Regions from separate parts of the Homo sapiens genome. Here region 2 is linked to region 1. A link is an interaction called in ENCODE POLR2A ChIA-PET data of the cell type or tissue named here. Cell type or tissue: MCF 10A. All regions are shown on one strand. Each heading gives the region's core, and the rest is flanking DNA. Links, peaks and the distances in the headings are about the cores only.

Region 1 (5,508 bases), core at 299-5,298:
CGGGCTGGGCGTGATAGCTCATGTCTGTAATCCCAGCACTTTGGAAGGCCAAGACAGGTGGATCACTGAAGACTGGGAGTTCGAGACCAGCCTGACCAACATGCAGAAACCCCGTCTCTACTAAAAATTCTAAAATTAGCTGAGTGTGGTGGCGGGTGCCTGTAATCTCAGCTACTCAGGAGGCTGAGGGAGGAGAATCACTTGAACCTGAAAGGCAGATGTTGCAAGAGCTGAGATTGTACCACTGCACTCCAGCCTGGGTGACAGAGTAAGACTCTGTCTCAAAAAAAAAAAAATTGTCCTTTTTCATTTCACGGAACCATAGGCAAAAGCTTCTCAATTTTGCAAGTTGCCACCCAACAGGCTACATGGGGGAACCAAATTAACATTTCCAATTCTGGCCAGAGTGAAATACACGTGACAGAACACAGACACTAGATATCCCACTCAGTGCCCAAGTATGGACCTGGCAAGGCTCAAATTTGTGCCCGTTCATCCACTCAAGATGGGGAGGGATCACCTCTGACTGGGAATTTTAACAGGTGGTCTCAGGGCAGGATGGAAGGGCAGGATGGAAGGGCAGATGGTCACCCTGAGTTAGACCTGCTGAGCTCCCTCTAACACTTCCTTCAGGGCTTACTGAATGTGACTGGTCAGACAAAACAGGAGAGCCGGCTGGACTTCCATCAGCCATTCCTTTAGAGATTTTCTGCACATATATAAACACACACAGTGAACTAAAGACAAACAGAAGAATTTTTAAACCAAGATTCCAGACCAGATTCGTTCTTCAAACCGGAAGAGCATTCTTCCAAACAGGTCTCCTATGCTCCATCCAACAGGGGAGAGATCTCCCGAAACCGAGATTCTTCCTACAATCTAGGGAGAGCCGGATAGTTCCCATGATGGGACAACAGTGCCTCTAGAGAGGCCAACAGATCAGGAGAAGGAAGGGGATGTTGGCAGCACCTGAAATACTGGATGTCTTTCAGGAAATATTTCTCCATTGCAATTAGATCCATGCATTATGGGTAAATAGCACCCTACTAGAAGAGATGGTGCCAGGGGTAGTCCTTAGTCCAAGAAAACTAAGTGGCCATTTGGGCTGGCCTCTGAATCCATTGCCAGTGAGAGGCTGCTGAACCACAGGCAAGTACCTACAAAGGCTATCATGGACAAGCCCCAAATTTATAGCTGCCTAATGGGTTTATTTTGTCTGCTACCCAGATAGAGCCAATTTATCAAGACAGGGGAATTGCAATAGAGAAAGAGTTTAATACACATAGTGCCAGCTAAATGGGAGACTTGAGTTTCATAATTACTCAAATCAGCCTCCCCCCATATTTGGGGTTTTTTAAGGATAATTTTTGGCAGGCAAGTGGCTAGGGAATTGGTGCTGCTAATTGGTTGGAGATAAAACCATAGGGGTGTGGAAAACAGTACTTGTGTGCTGAGTCTTCTTCTGGGTGGGGGCCACAGGACCAGTTGAGTTAAGAATTGCAGGTTCAGGTGGAATCATCTGGTCCTCGGAAATGCAAAAGTCTGAAAAGACATCTCAAATGGCCATCTTAGGTTCTATAATAGTGATGTTATTTATAGGAGTAATTGAGGAAGTTATAAATCTTGTGACCTCCAGAACAATGGCTGATTCTCATTTAACTATGTCTACATCTTAGCAGAATTCAGGTCCCTTTCATAATCCTAATATTGTGGGCTTTCATTACTTTTACAAAGGCAGTTTTGGTCCCCAACTAAGGAGGGGGTAGTTTGAGGAAGGGCTATTATCATCCTTGCTTTAAGGTTAAACAATAAACTAAATTTCTCCCACAGTTAGCTTGGTCCATGCCCAGGAATGACTAAGGGAAGTTTGAAGGCTAAAGGCAAGATAAAGTTAGTTAGGTCAGATTTCTTTCACTGTCATAATTTTCTCACTGTTATAATTTTTGCAAAGGCATTTCCATAAAATCTGAAAAGCAATAGAACTGCACCATTGGGTAGCAAGACTTGACCCACTATTTACACACTAAATAGGTGTGGCAGACATTCATTGCTTTTTGGCTTCCAGGCGTCTATTCTAGCACCCCCAGTTCCACTGGGAAATTACTCTTCCTAATGGATACATTCTGTTAAGACTTTTACTCAAGGCCGGGTGCAGTAGCCCACAAAGTCAGCACTTTGGGAGGCTGAGGCCGGAGGATTCATTGAGCCCTGGACAGTGAGACCAGCCTGGGCAACATGGTGAAACCCTGTCTCTACAAAAAAATTCAAAAATTAGCCTGGTGTGGTGGTGTGCACCTGCAGTTCTAAGTACTTGGGAGGCTAAGGTGGGAAGATTCCTTGAACCTAGGAGGTGGAGGTTGCAGTAAGCCAAGATTTGTCCCACTGCACTCCAGCCTGGGTGACAGTGAGATGTGGGTGACAGAGTGAAATAAATAAATAAATAAATAAATAAATAAATAAATAAATAGTGAGACCTGGGTGACAGCCTGGGTGACAGAGTGAGACCTGGGTGACAGAGTGAAATAAATAAATAAATAAATAAATAAATAAATAAATAAATAAGTGTTAGACAAAAACAGCTTCAAGCTTCCTTTATCAAACTGGATTACTGTACTAAGATCTTTCTGCATAGAAATTCTGAAACCAACACTGGAAACAGTTCTTAAGCAAAGAACAAGACACAATGGTGCTAATTAATAGAACCGGGATAAAGACACAAAAGCATGCAGAAACCCAACTGTTGGAACTAGACCAGCAGCATATACCCAAGAAAGGGCAGATTCCAAGGCCCCATCTTAGACTCTCTGGATCAAAATCCCTGGAGTAGGAGACCAGGTCTTTTCATTTTCTTATATTTGTCAATGATTTTGAAGCTCACTAAAGTTTGATAACCATGCTGTTTTGTGCTGGGCTAGAGCCCCATGGAATCATGCTTGTCAAAGCTTAATATGCAGACATGTGATCTTGCTAAAATGTAGATTCTGACACAGAAAGTTTGGGTGGGGCTTGAGATTCTGCATTTCTAACAAGTTCTCAAACGATGAGGCTAGATGAGCCATACAGTCTGGGTGAGGCTAAGCCTGAAGCTAGAATCAGAAGGCACAGACCCAGGGGGAGAAGCTGTGAAGTAGACAGAGCCTGACAGCTCATTCCTTGGCAAACTGACAGAATGAAATCTCAGAGCCTGCAAAACTGGCAACTAGCTTCTCAACCTCCTCAATGCTACCATCCTTCTGCTTCACCTGAGCAGCTCCTAAAGCGGACATGAGACGCAATCCTTTAATTAAATCCTCAAATAGCTTCTTTGCCTGACCCACTCCCTCTGAATCCTTGTTCAGCATTACAAGATGAAACAAAAACAAAGAGGTGATTCTGAAGTTCAATCTGATGTAATTGGGTGCTTTGTTCTTAATTAGAGTGCAAAGTCCTCTTTTTGTAGGCCACTGAGTCTGTGCAGATAATACAGTTTCCTGTTTACTGTTCTAATAAAAACTACTTTGCATTATTAAAATAAAAGCACCTTAAAAGCTGACATAGACAGTTTCCAAATGATACATGTAACAGAATCAAATTGTTTTGAAGAGCTTGTGAATATTTGATTACCAGACATTGCCCTTCTCTTTTTATCTATTGATACATTCAGTCACAATTATAGTCCAGGTACTGTGCTAAGCACGGTCACATGCTATAGATGGTGTACAATCTCAAAGTCCTGGCCAAGAAATGCAGAAATTCAGCCTTTGCATGTAGTTTAATGAAACTCCCAGGACCCACTCCACTATTGGATTTATTTATTTAATGGAAGACTATGTGGAAATCCCTGTTCCATGTCCTCTGGAAGAAACACAGAAATGAAGGTAGAGTTCCAAATGGTAGAGAATAAACAACAGGTGGTCTGGGTTTCATTCAAAATGTGAGTCACACTAAAAATGGATAGGATTTTTTTTAAGGGTCACTTCCACTCCAGATTTCAATGTATGTTGCTCAGAATAAAGTGGGTATTTCATAGCCACCACAATGGCTGTGTATTAAGGCAAAGCTCTATTGAATTGATATTTTTATAAGTATAAACAGCATTTGCAAGGCTGAGTTGAAGGAGCTAGGAGAGGGACTGGCCTCAAAGCCTTTAAAAGACCCTTAAAAGGCCTTACAGCCTTTTAATATACTCTTGTAGGGTATGTTATCCCCTAAATACCAGAAGTCTGAAAACCTCTGGGTTATAGTAGAATTATTTCTAAAACAGCAATTTCCAAGGCACATGAATAATATTAAAAATCACTGAAAAGGATGTGCTAAGCACCCACGTGCAAATTTTTTGGTGGCCAGTCTAAGATGTTTAAAGAAACTTTGGGAGTGATTTGGGAGATAATAGGGGATCATCAGGAAGAAGTCGAGAGTGTGGCAAGCATAAGAAAGTAGGATGGATATGCAAAGCGAGGCAGTGCGGGATGTGTTGACATAAGGTATAGGTAAGAAGGGTAATATAAGACGACAGGCTCAGAAATGAGTCACCAACACCTTGAAAGACTTGAGAAGAAAGTAAAGTGTCAAAAGGAATGTCACCCCCCTGGAAAAGCCTTACCACAGCAATGTACTTAAAATAACTACCCTAACACTAACATAGCATTCTCCATCCATTTGCACTACTGTCGTTTTCTTCATGATGCTTTTTACTCCATGACATGATTTTTTGTGTCATGAATATGTTTGTTTATCTTCTGTTTTCAATTAGAATATAAGACCCATGATGCCAGGAACCTGTTCTTGTTCACTGCTTATCCCCAAACCTAGAGCAGTACCTGGTAATAGCAAGTATTCAACAACGTATTTGTTGAATAAATGAATGAAACCAATGAAGGGATTTGAGAAAGGGATAAGACAGAATGCTAGTACAAGTGTCTAGAATAGAGGTGTGATGAATAAAGATGGGGAAGAAGACATCAAAATAAAAGTACAAAAATCAAATAACAGTAAAAACTTTTATCATGTATCTTAAAATTTAAGAAGATATATGAGACCCTAAGCACACCCAAAATTCAATCTAAATAGCCTAGAAACATTATTTATAAGCATTAGAGGAAAGAATCAAATAATTCTCAAAGAGAAAAACTGGGACCCTTGATACTGAGGAAAAAGGCCTGCAGACTCCAGAAACCCTTTAACTCTTCCCACCCCCAGCTGCAGAAAGAGGCCTTGAGCAAGTTTCCTTGCTTTGGGGCTCACTGGACCCTCAATGCAAAGTCACACTAGAAGGAGGAACATCAAGTGTCACTTGGAAGCTGTTCAAGAAAAGAAAGAGAAAACAGTAAAGGAGGGGAGCTTTATAAATCTAGCAACTACGTAGTCCAAAAGGAGAATTTGACTAACCCCTCCTCCTCCTCCTCCTCCTCCTCCTCTTCTTCCTCCCACCCCTTTGACCTTCAGACAGTGTCTCATTGTTTAGATTATGTTTATCTGAGAAAAGACAAAGCCTCAGCTGTGAGTCTGTGGTTGTGCACCCCCTAGAAC
Region 2 (5,226 bases), core at 227-5,226, 84 kb after region 1:
TGATGGGGCCCTTGGGAAATGATTGGGTCATGAGAGCCCTCATGAATGGAATTAATGCCCTTATAAAAGAGGCCCCAGAGAGATCCCTCATCCCTTGCACTACATAAGGTTAGAGTGAGAAGATGGCCATCTGTGAGGAAACAAGCCCTCTCCAGGCACTGAATTTCCCAGCACCTTGCTCTTGGACTTCCCAGTCTCCATAACAGTAAGAAATTCTGTTGCTTATAAGCCACCCAATGTGTGTGTGTGTGTGTGTGTGTGTGTGTGTGTGTGTGTGTGTGTGTTTTGAGACACGGTCTCTATTGGCTAGGCTGGAGTGCAGTGGTGTGATCATAGCTCACTGCAGCCTTGAGCTACTGGCCTCAAGCAGTCCCCTTGCCTTAGCCTCCCGACAGTTGGGACAATAGGCATGTGCCACCTTGCCACACTTCTCCATTTCTGTTTTTTAGCTTATGTTGTTATGTTTGCCCAGAATGCAAATACTGGCCTCCACCACTCTGTTAAAAATGGGGTCTTGTAGGATATATTTAAAATAGTTACTTTTTTGTAATCTTTATTTTTTCCTGAAACCCTATCTACAACCAAATAAGTGTAATTATGCCTTCCTTTGCTCTGCGTAGCAACTGTTACTCATATAGCACTTATCTTAAATAGCTTTGTTCTATTCTAATAAAATGCGTAATTTTCTCTACTTTAAAATTTAATTCTTTTAAGGCTTATCTTGTATTCATTCTTTTTTTCCCTCTCATTATTTTTAAAATATTTGGTAGAGATGGGATCTTGTTACGTTATCCAGGCTGGTTTTGAACTCCTGGCCTCAAGTGGTCCTCCTGCTTTGGCCTCCCAAAGTGCTGGGATTACAGGTGTGAGGCACCATGCTTGGCCTTGTATTCGTCTTTTATCTCTTGCAGTGCTGTACTCATGATAGTATTGAGTACCTCTGTAAGAGGTTGAGTTTTGGTATTCAAAAGTGATCAGAGGGCTTGCTACAAATTACTATGAAACAATTGGATAGCAGCCATATTTGACATATCAAGCTGTTCAGTTGATATTTAGGAGAAGGCTGACTCTGTTTTTGAAGTTCTGTCCATTTTAAAATAAGGAGATAGAGATATTTGTTAATAATGTAGTTCTAGCATTAAATAGATGGATGAAAAAATACTACCAGATTTATTTTTGGACTCCTAGCCTGTTTTATTTCTGTTATGGTTATATGTATAGTACATCTTTGTTTTGTGGGTACTGCATTGCTTGTATTTGATGTGACTCTCAAAATGTTCTAGCCTGAATTCCCTTGAGCCACTACCGTTAGACAGAGTGGGAGCTGGGTAGTCTAAAGTATGTGCTTTGGATAACTGATCTTAAGAAAACAGTTTTGGGGGTGGTCAGCTGTGTATGGCTTTATCTTGAGTGGCGGATAGTACCACTCAATGGGATGAATGGTGTCTAAGAGGATGAGGGTATTAGGAAGAAGAAGGGGATCTTATCTCCTTAAGGCTCCTGGGGAGGGAAACAAATGAGCATTAACTTTGGGGATTCCTCTAACTGAACTGTATGATATTGAAGGTACTTATTTTCTAGGTGGAAAGACATTTAGTTTGCTTTTAGATTAGGAAATTTGTAAGCCTGGCCCAAAGGTCAGAGGGTAGCAAACCACCCTTGACTATTCTTTCTTTCAATTTCTGGAAGAGAGGGTTCCAGTACACTATTTCCCCTTGCCTAAATGCTGTATTTACTTATTTTGCTTTATTTTTGCTGGTTGGACCATTGTTAGGGCTGCCTGGAGCTTTATACATAAGTATTCTCTTTTGAATGAGATTGTCAGTGGTTAGTTTAGGTTTTACTATTCTTTCTGAATCATAAAGATACTACTACTAAAGTAATTTTTTTTTTTCCTGAATCTTGTCAGGACTATTTTTCTAGGGAGTGGGATTATGCATCACTGGCAATTACCCATTTTTTCATTCTCTTGCCTGCATCACAGACTCTCTTCCGTTGAATGTTAATGGTCTATTTTTTTATACAGGCACAGAAAAAAAAAGTTGCTACTGACTCATGATCAGTAGGCCATGTATTCTGAAATATTTGTTCAGAGGTTGGGGGTATATGTGCTCAGATGTGCATAGGCTTTTGATGGTGTCTTCTATGATCACTAACAGGAGTATGTAAGATAGTTAACTGTTACGTGCAGTAATGTGGATCTAAGGATTTTTTTTTTTTTTTTTGTCTACCTAATGGGCCTAAATTGAAATTGGAATAGATCCTTAGTTTCATTAGCACAGTATTATGGTTAACTCATCCAGACAGCTCAGTTTAAATCCTAGTGAATAGTTAACTGGATTGCTAAATCTTTGGTAAATTTTCATCTTTTAGCAAAATGTTTATGCAACCCAAAGGAGAAATTCTAAGGATCTCAACCAAAATTGGTACTTGTTTTTATTTTTAAACAAGTGAAGGTAGCTGTTATGGGTTTTATAGTTTTTCACCTTAGTGCAGTGGGAACTTTAGAAATATTGCAAACTCATGAGTTTTTTTTTTTTTAAATATGTGTTTGTGTATGGTATTTTTTGCCTATCCATAGGGATGGTTGGAAGTGCATTTGTAAGGGCTGTATGAATCCATAGTGTTCGAGGTTGGATGTAACTAATGCCCATAAATTTCTAGCTTGAGAAACCCTTATATACAGATTCAAGGTTCAGATTTGTTTTCATCTTAGAATAGTGGCTGTTTTTTTTTTTTTTTTTTTTAAATACACTAAAGGTATTTCAAAAAGTTGTGGTGGGCCATTATGGATAGTATAAGGTCAATTTCACTGATTTTTTTCTTTTTTTCTTTTGCTTTGGAAGACGAAATATAGGAAACAATGTGTAAGAACCTGAATTTAAAACAGGACCTTCTCAGAGCCTCTTACAGAAAATATCCTGAGTATTATATTAACTGTAATTGGTATTGTTGGACTAATAGTCTTTCTTTGAAAATGCTAGTGCTTCATTAAATTTCCCGTAATTGTAGTGATTGTCCAAATTTAGTTCCCTCATTTAACCATGAGAAAATGGAGTAATGAATGAACCCAAAGTCACATTATTAGTGTTGATTGTGGAGAGTAGAACTTAGTTCTCGTGACCAGCACTTTTTCTAGTAGTTATGGCCTCTTTCTTTTATTTTTATTTTTCATTTTGTTTCCTTATGCCTAAGTACTTTTACTTATGGCCTCTTTAATTGGCTCCTATGCTGTATAGGCATTGGCCTGTAGCTATAGTCATAGCTCCTGTATGTATGGGCATTGTCCTTTGATTGGGGTGGGGACTTGGAACTGGTTTAAGGGACCTCGGGACTTTTAATAGTCTGAAGGCAGCTGGAGTATTACTGGGTGCATGGGGAGTATGAGGTGGAAGACGTATTCTCAAATATTTTTGCTTGAATTTCAAAGTTAAAGCTTTTCTGCTTTGTATTTTCCTAAGGCAGTCAAACCATGTGTTACAGTTACTTGAGCTAAGATGTCACGATTAATTTTAAAAGTTTAAATTCCAGCTTCTCCCAGGTTAGTCTGTTCTCTCAGTTTAGAGAGGACAAGTCATACATGAAATAGTGTATTTGTGAACTGTAAAGTATGTAGCGTAAAGGTGCAATACTTCAGCTTCTTCAGTTGAATTCAGCATAGCAACACGGAGGACCTCCTGTAGGGAGAAAGGTAAAAGAGAGAAATAGCTAAGTTCTTATCCTCTGCTTTTCTTCTCTTCCGAGTTCAAGGTTATGGCGCGTGGAGTCTGAAGTGCTGTAATATCGGATCCCTATTTGCATTTTACCTGATAAATTTATGTGGTGTTCAAAGTAAAAAGAAAACACGATTCTTCTAAATTCCTGTTTATTAGATGACAGCACAAATGCTTTAGACTTAAACTTGGAATACAAAACATCTGAATCTTTACAGTGATATAAATTCCTATGATATTATAAAACAGTTTCCTTAAAAATGACATGACATTACTTTTATGATACATTTGGCATATTTTTATACACAGGCAAGTAAAAAGTTGAAATAGAATGGTGCTTGATTTATGATTTTAAAACATTAAAGGATAATGTTTCTAAACTAAACTTACTTGGAAATGGCATTATTGTTTGGGTATAAAACTCAAAAGGATATTGAAAAGCAACTAGGATTTATAAGAAATATTTGTAGAGTAGTAATTACCAAATAAATAAAGCTTATTGTTTTCTTACATCCCAGTAATAGTTAGAAAATAAATTACATTCGTAATAGCAAAACAATGTATATCACCTAAGAGCTAAACTCATGAGAAATGTGCAGAACCTCTGTGAAAAAAATTTATATTGTTTAGAAGAACATAAAATGAAACTTGTCTAAATGGAGAACTATGTCATGTTGCCAGCTAAGAAGACTCAATATTGTCAATATGTTATTTCTTCCTAAATAAACTCAGTACAAAAAAAGATAATTTTTCTAATATTTTTCAAACTATGGAAGTAACACCATCATTATCAAGAAGAATTCATCTAGTGTCTGTACGTTTTTCTGAGTAAAACGAGCTTTTTCATAAGTCAAAATATAGAGCCTGGCATGGTGGCCCACACCTCAGGAGGCTGAGATGGAGTTTGAGACTGCAATGAGCTGTGATTGTTCCACTGCACTCTGTCTTGGGTGACAGACTAAGATCCTGTGTCTAAATAACAATAATAATAATAATCATAAAAATAATAAATTTTTAAAAATGTAACCCATTCCCCCCTCCCATCTGCCTCTAATAATTGTCTCTCTTTCCAACTTTAGATAGAGGCTGAGCCCCTGGCCATCTTTTCTCTCCCATTCTTTTTTCCATCAGTTATTTGATTTTTCTCTTATTTTTACTTGTTCCTTAATATTTTTTTATACCTGTTGAGGTATACCAGTTTATACCTTAACAGTTTATATCCTGTTCAGCCTGTAAGCCTGTTTAATTTCAAAAGACAAAACACAAATAAAACTTTTGTGATCTTTCCTACTCTTTCCTTCCTTCATTAATTGACTTTTCTGAAAAATAGATTTTGGTAATGGTTCTCAAAGTGTGGTATGTGGACCCCAAGGGAAAGGGTCCTCAAGACCCTTTGATAGGGGGTCTATCAGGTAAAAAATGTTTTCATAATAATACTAAGACGTATTTGCCATTTACACTGTATTGGCATTCACACTGCAAGCACCTTAACACTAATCAAGGGTAGTGAAAA

The links. ChIA-PET counts read pairs that join two places held together with the same protein. Peaks named below come from ENCODE experiments on the same cell type or tissue, not always from the same donor. Only the 100,000 strongest peaks of a DNase experiment are listed, where the experiment ranks them.
Region 2: POLR2A ChIA-PET joins it to region 1 with 7 read pairs; 5 of 35 experiments call an interaction of 5 or more read pairs at or near these places.

Annotation. Positions count from the first base shown.
Region 1 is chr4:78,702,020-78,707,527 of GRCh38, forward strand. No RefSeq gene overlaps it. Among named protein-coding and RNA genes, the nearest start is that of LINC01094, 59 kb to the left of the region's middle. RefSeq lists an enhancer at 4,141-4,773. In MCF 10A, for the core only: no CTCF peak of the experiment used is centred there; a DNase peak (open chromatin) is centred at 3,102.
Region 2 is chr4:78,786,169-78,791,394 of GRCh38, forward strand. All of the region lies in intron 1 of BMP2K (BMP2 inducible kinase), which reads left to right. LOC124900722 (a long non-coding RNA gene) reads left to right here and starts at 2,749. Exons shown (of 2, transcript XR_007058153.1): 1 at 2,749-5,226. It overlaps LOC105377299 (a long non-coding RNA gene), which reads right to left. Exons shown (of 4, transcript XR_938918.4): 4 at 3,566-3,677. In MCF 10A, for the core only: no CTCF peak of the experiment used is centred there; no DNase peak of the experiment used is centred there.